2 separate regions of the Homo sapiens genome follow, and region 1 is linked to region 2. The links are chromatin loops, found by intact Hi-C in ENCODE. Cell type or tissue: PC-3. All regions are shown on one strand. Region 1 overlaps SBF2 (SET binding factor 2). Region 2 overlaps SBF2 (SET binding factor 2).

Region 1 (5,000 bases), 89 kb after region 2:
GTGAATGGAGTCTGGTTTCTAGTGGGTCCACTGGGGCTACTGACCTCTTGAAGGGGGCGTGACCTAAGAGGGTGGTGTCCAGAGGATAGCCCTGGATATGGAGGGGCTCCGGGCCTGGGAGACTTGAATATAATGAGGTAGAAGGGGCAGTGGGGTTTGAGCCGTCATCTTTTGCTCCTCTGGGGCTTGAAACCAGGGTAAACCCAATAAGGAGTGTCCCGAACCAGCCAGAGGGGGCTGCCTGACTATGGCAGCTATCATCACTAGATCCATTTTACAAGCCCAACAAAGGTCAGGGTTGTTTCATAGGGCTATGAAGGCCTGTACATAGGGGATTTCTATCCATATTCCCTGCTGGCGGCAAAGTAAATCTAGTTGATAGATCATATTAAAATTTTGGTTTTCTGTCCAAGATTCCTGGTCGTGGAGCTTGTATTCAATTCAGTCTGTGTTACAGAAAAATATTAGCCTTTCCCTTTTTAGGGTTTTGGAGTCAAACTTTTCCCAGTTCTTGAGAATGCATCTGAGGGGCGTGTTCTGTGGTATGAAGATGCAGTTACCCATCTGTGAAGAGAGAATAGATGAGAAAAAAAGAAAAAAGAAAGCGTCTTCTCTTCCTATTATCCTGAATAGGGCATCCCCTATTTGTCCTTAGGGTTCTGGAATGAGCTGATCTTACCATGTACCCTTAACTTCGGTACGCCCTTTTCACAGAGGAGATACCAGAGAGAACAGAGAGCCCTCTCCTGTTCATCCGTGCGGTTCCAGAATGAACTGGTCTTACCACGTACCCTTAACCTTGCCTTCATCTCTGTTATAATGATAATCTGTTAACCCGAGACCAGCCTTCATGTCTGTCGTATGGGTCTCTTGTGCCGACGGCCTTGGGCCATCCTATATTCTTGCCTCCATGACCTTCCAGTGACTCTCAACTTGGAGCATTCTTGCAACAAAATGATTATCCCTTTTCTCAGATTCCCATTTCCTTTGTTCTCTAACTAGACAAGAAGCTTGATTTTCAGCTAACTGCTGCAAGGGGGCTGAACTTCCCTCCCTTCAAATATGACCTTGAAGATTTTGATCAATATTGAGAAGGGCATGGAAGTGATTAGAGAAATGGAAGCTCCAGGAGGAAGTGGGAGGAAGCCAGAGGAATAATCATGGAAAGCCTTCTTATGCTTCCAAAAACAGCATCCCTTGGATTTGAGAGGGTAACATTTATTTGTCTTCTTAACATAAAGTGGTAACCTCTGGAGGACTTAGGGCTTGATGTAGGAACTCACAAATGGGAAAGGAAGAATTTCCCCTCCTCCCGAAGGGGTGCTAACTCAAAAAAAGCAAGTAAGTGGGGTCCTTAAAGGGCTAGAATGAGGCCCTATGTGGGTGGAAAACTACTTCAAAAGCCACCGGAAAACTCAGCCCTGGACCGTAACAGGAACAAAAAGCATATGGTAAGTCATAAGGAGCTGACTGGGGATCCAATTAGTGTCTGTCCTGGCAATGTACCAACAGACAGAGGCAGGATTAGAGGTCATCTGAGCTGGTAAGGTAAAAACTAGTGTTAAGTCTCTAGATAGCCACAAGGGAGCCCATGTTTTTGCTGCTGCACAAATTCAGCAAGAGCTGAGGGTGTACAAATAACAGTTACATGGCATGCAAAGTGAAAGCAAAAGAGGCTGACTTGCCTCGAGGTGGACGGTCCGGAGGGTGTACAAGGCCATTTCAGAATACATACAGAGAAAACAGGAGAATAGGTGGTGTGGGTTTTTGGAAAAGAGCCAATTTGAGTTGAAAAAGCAGAGGAAACCCCAGACATTGCATGGTTTTAGGCTTTAGCCCTACCACTCTCATGAACCTCTTGTCTAGGAGAGCCATTGTGTCTCAGGTCAATGATCTTACCTGGGAAGGACTCCAAGGTCCTTCCTACCCCTGTGAGCTACCGTACATCAGCAGGAGCTGAGAGATGAGCTTGAGGAACAGAGCCACTGTGGCCGAGAAGAATTGTTCTGGGGGTTGGTTAGTAAGCAGAAGAATGAAAAGAGCAAACGAAACTGTGTACAGGGGTTAAACACCTCCAGCCAAAGAAGTTGAGGCATAGAGATGTCTTACCACTGAGGAAGCATATTTGAGTCACGTGGCACCAAAGTATGTTAACATTAGGGAATGTATCCAAATCACAGCACCAAAGTATGTTACCGACAGCAAATCCATAGAGGTCTGCAGCAATCTCAATTCTTGCTTCTTCAGAAGAAAGAATTCAACCAAGGAGCATAAGGCAGAGTGAGAGACCAAGGCAAATTTTAGAGCAGGAGTGAAAGTTTATTTTAAAGTATTAGAGCAGGAATGAAAGGAAGTAAAGTACACTTGGAAGAGGGCCAAGCAGACAACTTGAGAGATCAAGTGCACTGTTTGAGCTTTGACTCGGGATTTTATATGTTGTCATGTGTCCGGGGTCTTGCATCTCTCCTCCCCAGATTCTTCCCTTGGGGTGGGCACTCCGCATGCACAAAGGCCTGTCAGCATTTGGTAGGGGGCACATGTGCAGTGTGTTTACTGGAATTGTACGCATGCTCACTGGAGGCTTTCTTCCTTTACCAGTCCAAATGTTCCTAGAGGGTCATATACCAGTTAAACTCTGCCATTTTGCCTCTTAACTACACAGGCATGAGCCCGCTCGCCAACTCCTGAGATTTTATCAGGAAGCTGCTGATCACCAGTTTCTGATGTTTCTGTCTGTTGGAAGACTGCCTTTCTGTGGCATCAGCTATGACCAATTATTATTTTAGAGAGACAGTTTAATAATCACCTGACCATCACCTGATGGTTGCCTGACATTCCTGGTGGTGGCATGGGGGTGGGGGATCCTCTCCTTCCCTGCTCATGTCTGGCTAGCTACCTGCTGTAACAGTGAGACATCAGTCAATATGCATAAGATGTACATTGGTTGGGTCTGGAAAGACGGGACAGCTCAAAGCAGGGGAGGGGGCTTCCAGGTCATAGGTATATAAGAGACAAAAGGTTGCATTCTTTTGAGTCTCTGATTAGCCTTTTACTGAATACACAATTTACATGTGAGAGGAAGATAGAGGAATAGTCACTTAAGCTTTAGTCTGGCTTAGTGAAACAATAGGGCAGAGGAAGAAATCAGATATGCATTTGTCTCACAGGAGTACAGGGATGACTTTGAGTTTTGTCTGTCCTTTGTCCACAAGGAATTTCCTTGTGGGCAGGTTGTGAGGGAGGTATGGGAGGTATGTAGTTTGTTTTTTTTTTTTTTTTTTTTTAATTTTTGTAGCTATCTTACTTAGGAATAAAATGGAGGTTGGTTTTCCTGGTGCAGTTCCTAGCTTGACTTCCCTTTGGCTTGGTGGTTTGGGGGTCCTGAGATTTATTTTCTTTTCACAGCTATATAATCATTGTGCACCTTACTACCCTCACTCAATATTATACTTGGGAGAGTTAGTCATGATAATACATACAATACTAGCTCATTCATTTCCACTGTTGTTTAAGTGTACCAAAACCTTAGTGGGTTTTTAAAATTCATGTTAAAGCCAAAAGAATATTTTTTGCAAAATTTGTAGCATTTATTCTTGTGGATTTAATATGAATTTTAAAAACCACTTGAAAATTGTATTTAGATTTCTTTAATCATTATTTAGTTTTTTTCCATTATTCTAGAAACTATCTGGAGGGTAGATTTGAAGGGAATAAGGACTGGATTAGGAAAATCACTTACGAAACTATTACATTAGTGAAAATGAATGAAGATTAAAATCTGAACTAAAAATTCTGATGTATCACATGGGATAAGTTGGAAGTGATAAGAGGGAATAGCAATTAATAATAGACTAAGGAAATTTGCATGTCACATGAAGAAATAAGCTATGATAAAGGGAAAATATAGTATTTTACCTTGAGAAAACAAATGGGGACTCTTGCTTTACCGGGTGTGTATGATTAAAGTTGAAGTGATATAAAGAAAGATAATTTGGTTCAGTAATAAACAGGAGAAAATAAGAAATGATATATATAACTTCAATTTCATAAGTATGTATATCGTATTTTCTAGAGTTGCCACTAAAAAAATAGAAAAAGAGTTTATAAATACCATACTAACAGAGGGGATGAAAGAAGAGACAGGAGAAATTGAAAAGAAGGAAAAAAGAGAAGATAGAAAAAATAAAAACCAGGCCAGGCGCGGTGGCTCACACCTGTAATCCCAGCACTTTGGGAGGCCGAGGCAGGTGTATCACCAAGTCAGGAGAGCAAGACCATCCTGCTTAACACGGTGAAACCCCGTCTCTACTAAAAATAGAAAAAATTAGCTGGGCATGGTGGCGGGCGCCTGTAATCCCAGCTACTCAGGAGGCTGAGGCAGGAGAATGTCATGAACCCGGGAGGCAGAGCTTGCAGTGAGCTGAGATCGTGCCACTGCACTCCAACCTCGATGACAGAGCAAGGCTCCGTCTCAAAAAAAAAAAAAGAAAAAAGAAAAAGAAAAAGCATAAAATAAGATACCACATTTATCTCTATATATAGTGTATATCTCAATAATTACAATAAGTATAGATGGATTAAATGAAATAGTTAAAAGACAAAAGTTGTCAGACTGGATTAAAAATATTTCAGTTACAGTCTCTGATTTATGTTCAATTTAAGATTTTTCAACTTTACAATGGGTTTATTAGGACGTAACCCTATCATTAAATTGCGGAGCATTTGTGTATGCTGTTTACAAGAAGTAGAGAAAGGTTGAAATTAAAAGATGAGAAAAGATATAGTAGGCAAATTTCAACAACAAAGCTGGTGTGGTATTATTAACGTCAGACAAACAGACTCTGCAGGGGTTAGTTTTTAGAACAATGCTAGCATTCTAAAACAGGAACCTAAATACAGGCCTTAGAGATGAAATTGAAAAGAAGGTAATAGTGTTTCCAAACAACTAATATGTTCAATGAGTGTTACCTGATTTGAAGAATAAAGGCAAAACTGAAAGT
Region 2 (5,000 bases):
ATAAAGAATAGATATTTATTTCTTCACAGTTCTCAAGGCCGGGAAATCCACGCTTAAAGGTTGCAGAAAGTTTGTTGTCTGGTGATGGCTTGTTCTCTGTTGTCAAGTGCTTGTTGCTACATCCTCTGGAGGAGAGAATGCTGTGTTCTCAAATGGCGAAAGTGACGGACAGGGTGAACTCATTTCCTCAAGCTCCATTTTAAGGTTGCTAATTCCATTCATCAGGGTTGTATTCTCATGACTTAATCATCTACTGAAGGCCTCACCTCTGAATACTATCACATTGTTGATAAAATTTTAACACATGAATTTTAGGGGCCTTTTAGACCATAGCAATGAGAATAGTAGGTTCTAGAGAAAGTCATAGTGACTGAATAGTGTAAATGTGTTGCATTTATTTCTTTATTCATCCTTTATATACATGTCCAATTTTCTCTTAATTTCTATTGTTGCTGCCTGTAGTGGTGTCAGAAAAAAAATGAATGATTAGCACTATAATTTGGAAAGCAAATTGTTTTGTACTTTATAAGAGAATATTTTCCCTTAAGTTTTATGAGAAAAAGTAATGACTCATTGCAAGGTGATAAAAAAGTGCATTATTATTGTCACAAATGTACTATTGAGGTGCCTTTTGACATTATCAGAAAAGTAATATTTTTAAAAGACACCGCTTGTATGAGATTTTGTGAATATTTATTCCAGACCTTGAGCAGTTCTGTTATTTTGTACTTGCATAATTACTTTATTCTAAGTCTCGTAAGGCTTTTTTAAAGTATTGTTATGATAACAATATTGTTAATGCCTTGTGTAATGGACAGCAAGGAATTTAGATTTAAATAGCTGATTCCTGATAAAGTAATAGAGATAAGTAAGACCTTTTGGCTCATTTCATTACTTTTTTTTTTTTTTTTTTACAGAACTTTGACTTATAAGGCTAATCAAATTGAGTAGTTAAAAATACATATTTCTAGGGAAAATATTTTATTTTGTTATATACTAAATCTTATATATCAATCAAAGCAAAATCTTGATTCACCTGTATTGTTTATTAATGTGTAGGTAGTTTTGATTTTAAATCTTTGTTTGTAAACTATACCTAAAACTTGATGATAAACTAGCTGACATGTAGAAAAATACAATTATCTTGTTTTAGGAAACCTCTAGCATCTATTTAGCCAAATATTTTTAAAGTATGGAGAGATTTGTTTATGAAGGTCTCCTTTGTGTTGAGTCAGTGTGGCATGGTTTATTTGTATTTATTAGATGTTAGGGCATTTTATGGCTCCTGGTTCAGTTTACTTTTGAAATAGTTCACTGGTTGTGGCTCCTGGTTCAGTTTACTTTTGAATAGTCACTTAGTTAAAGTAACTAAGCAATGGCAGGTTGAAATAAAAATAACATTTATTTATTTAGGTATGTTCTTCTGATGTTAGCATACTTCTTTTTTTCCCCCGCTCTGAGACTCTATATGGCTGTTTTATTTGGGACATTTTGCTCAACTGTGTAATACAAGGTTCATTAAGTCTAGAAACAGGTAATATGTGATTAAAATCAGTACGTGTGATTAAAAGCAGTACGTGTGATTAAAATCAGTATGTGTGATTAAAATCCGTTTGTTCTCTGAGACAAAAACTTGAATCCTCTTCTTATCCTCATGGAACTTTCTTTTAAACCTTTTTAAAAAATGGACTATTTTCTTTGGAACATGACTCATCAAATATACCATGTGCTTTGATTTTCTTACTCTATGCCATATTATTACACCTAGCAGCAGTTGATTTTTTTTAAAAAAGCTTGTGGAGTTCAGTGATATTCCTTTTTATTTGGGGAAGAAATGTATAAGACTGTCATAGTTGGCTGTTGAAAGTACTAAATTGTGGGTTTAAATCTGTTTTCATTAAAGTATTTCTATGTTATGTATCTTAAGTTTGTGTGCAAGTGATATCTTGCATTCTCTGCACATGTTTAGCCCTCTGGTCTTACATCAGGAGTTGTCATTTTAGTGCTGATACAGACTAAATCCTATTACTTCATTGTTGATAATATTTTCTTACTATTTAAATGTTTACAATAACTTGAAGGTGATATTATTGTACTCCTTAAAAACCAAATATAGGCAGGACACTGTGGCTTATGTCTCTAATCCCAGCTTTTTGGGAGGCTAAGATGTGAGGATTGCTTGAAGCCAGGAGCTTCAGACTAGCCTGGGCAACATAGCAAGACCTTGTCTGTACAAAAAAAAAAATTTAGCTCGGCATGGTGGTGCATACCTGTATAGTCCCAGCTACTCAGAAAGCCAAGGTAGGATATATTTTATATATTTTATATATTTTATGGCTTCGATGGTTCCTTTTTTCTTTTTTTTCTCAGCTGGCCATAACCTATGCTGTTTAAAAATGTGATTGTGTGGGATTCCTTTTTATTTTTTTTTATGCTTCATGAGTCTAAGAAGGCTTGTCAGTGATACCCACTCCCCGTTACCACCACCCAAAAATCATATGATATTAATACAGATATAATCTGTATGTATTTGGGCCAGGGACGGTGGCTCATGCCTATAATCCCAGCACTTTAAGGAGGCCGAGGCGGGTGGATCACCTGAGGTCGGGAGTTGAAGACCAGCCTGGCCAACATGGTGAAACCCCGTCTCTACTAAAAAAATACAAAATTAGCCAGGCGTCGTGGCGGGCACCTGTAATCCCAGCTACTCGGGAGGCTGAGGCAGGAGAATCACTTGAACCTCGGAGGCAGAGATTGCAGTGAGCCAAGACCAAGAGTGAAACTCTGTCTCAAAAAAAAAAAAAAAAAATCTGTGTGTATTTGTAGTAGGGAAAATAATTTTTTTGACTGTATGTAGTCACATACCCACAGACTCATATGCACAACCTTTATAGGCAGTCAGGTTTAATTGTTAAAAATAAATGTCTATATGTTGAAAATGATTCTAAATGGAAGTGGGAAATTACAGGCCTTATTTTGAATAAAAAGTTAATATATATATACATATATTTTTTGAGATGGAGTTTCGTTCTTGTTGCCCAGGCTGGAGTGCAATGGCACCATCTCAGCTCACTGCCACCTCTGCCTCCTGGGTTCAAGTGATTCTCCTGCTTCAGCCTGCCGAGTAGCTGGGATTACAGGCATGCGCCACCACTAATTTTGTATTTTTAGTAGAGACAGAGTTTCACCATGTTGGTCAGGCTGGTCTCAAACTCCTGACCTTAGGTGATCCACCTGCCTTGGCCTCCCAAAGTGCTGGGATTATAGGCGTGAGCCACCGCACCCGGCCAAAAGTTAATATATTTATAGGAACTTTTAGGAAACTCTGAGAAGTACTTTCCAAATTTTATGCTTTACCAAATATCCTTGTTTGTATTTTTTAATGCTTTTTAATGTTTATGCCACCTTACCATTACTGAATGGGATTGTCTAAACTTTATTGTGTCTATTTAACTACTGTATGTAGTTTGTGATTTATTTGTGACAAGAATGTTGGTATTATTTACCTATCTTCCTACAGTTTTTCAAGATTTCGCTCCACTACAGAATATCCCAAGTTGGTATTTACTGTACACAAAGGTATTTCAGGCTAACCTTTCTGTATTTAGCAAAAGAGAATGTACTTTAAAAGTTATTATTTTTGAAACAATCACAGTTTAGTGGGAGACTAGAAGTCACATATCTATTATTTATTGCTTTAAGAAATAAAACTAGATAGATATTTAGCATATGTTAATTATCATGTATAGTTTTTTAGTACATATATGTACATCGTATGTGATAACTGGGTTCTAAAGTTAACACATAAGGAAAAAATCTGGTATTACCAAGGATGTCTTAAGAAATTGATAAATTATCTGTATAATTACAGAGGTAATATAAAATTAAATCTTACATCTAAAGCAGCTTATTCTTTCAAGATTGGAAGAAATTTTTTTTTGTTTTTTTTTTTTTTCCAGCTGACCACTGGATGAAGCTGTTAGTATATTTGGAGTTTATATTGATCTAAAATTATGAATTGTAGGCTGGGCACAGTGGCTCAAACCTATAATCCCAGCACTTTGGGAGGCTGAGGCTGGTGGATCACTTGAGGCCAGGAGTTTGAGACCAGCTTGGTCAACATGGCAAAACTGTCTCTAATGAAAATACAAAAATTAGCTAGGCATGGTGGGATGCACCTGCAGTCTCAGCTGCTTGGGAGGCTAAGGCAGGAGAATCGCTTGAACCCAGGAGGAAGAAGTTGCAGTGATCAGGGTTCATGCCACTGCCCTCCAGCCTGGGTAACAGCAAGACCCTGTCTCAAACAAAAAAAAAAAGAAAGAAGGAAAAGAAAATGAGGAATTGTGACTTCAATACTTGAATCATACACAGTGTAAATGTATTCTATTTTTTTTTTCCTAAAAGGCATTCCTAAATTGAGGTAAACTGTGGATAGCATGTTTTTGTTTTGAATCTTATGCTCGTTCTAGGGTATAATCTTACTGAGAGGAATATCAAGTAAAATTGCCTACACTGCATTCATGATGTTCTTTCTCTCTCACTTTGGTGTTGGTCAAGCTCCATTAGTTAACTCTTGAATTTAAATGCGTGTGTATGTGTCATCCCTTTATTTTAGCATTAATGGATGTTCTCTTCCTCTAAATCGTACCCTCTTTCATTCCTTTCACCAATAGAAATTACGGCTTCTGTACAGATAGCAAATTGACTTAGATCTGCCAGAATTAATTTCTAGTTCTAGAATGTTAGCGAAAACAGATCTGTGATAAATGGCTTAGTGGAGTTATATGATTGCATGGTAGCACAAATGATTAATGATATACTCCTTTCTGATAATCGTATGGGAAAATCAGATTCTGTCTTAGGCAAGTCAAAGTTTTTCACTTCTCATTTCATTCATCAGCTAATCACAGCCATACATAAGCTGCAAAAATTACAACTTCGGCCTTATATTTACAGAGTCCTTCTTTTTAGGGTAAAATGTTTTAAAACTAAATATAACA

What was found. Hi-C counts contacts between places; a loop is a spot of excess contacts. Peaks named below come from ENCODE experiments on the same cell type or tissue, not always from the same donor. Only the 100,000 strongest peaks of a DNase experiment are listed, where the experiment ranks them.
Region 1: a loop joins it to region 2, with 2.2 times the contacts of the local background. A loop is called at or near these places in 2 of 110 quality-filtered maps.

The regions. Positions count from the first base shown.
Region 1 is chr11:10,002,859-10,007,858 of GRCh38, reverse strand. The region is part of intron 6 of SBF2 (SET binding factor 2); the gene reads left to right. Among named protein-coding and RNA genes, the nearest start is that of LINC02709, 250 kb to the right of the region's middle. In PC-3, no CTCF peak of the experiment used is centred here; no DNase peak of the experiment used is centred here.
Region 2 is chr11:10,092,338-10,097,337 of GRCh38, reverse strand. The region is part of intron 2 of SBF2 (SET binding factor 2); the gene reads left to right. Among named protein-coding and RNA genes, the nearest start is that of SBF2, 200 kb to the left of the region's middle. In PC-3, no CTCF peak of the experiment used is centred here; no DNase peak of the experiment used is centred here; H3K27ac peaks cover 523 bases.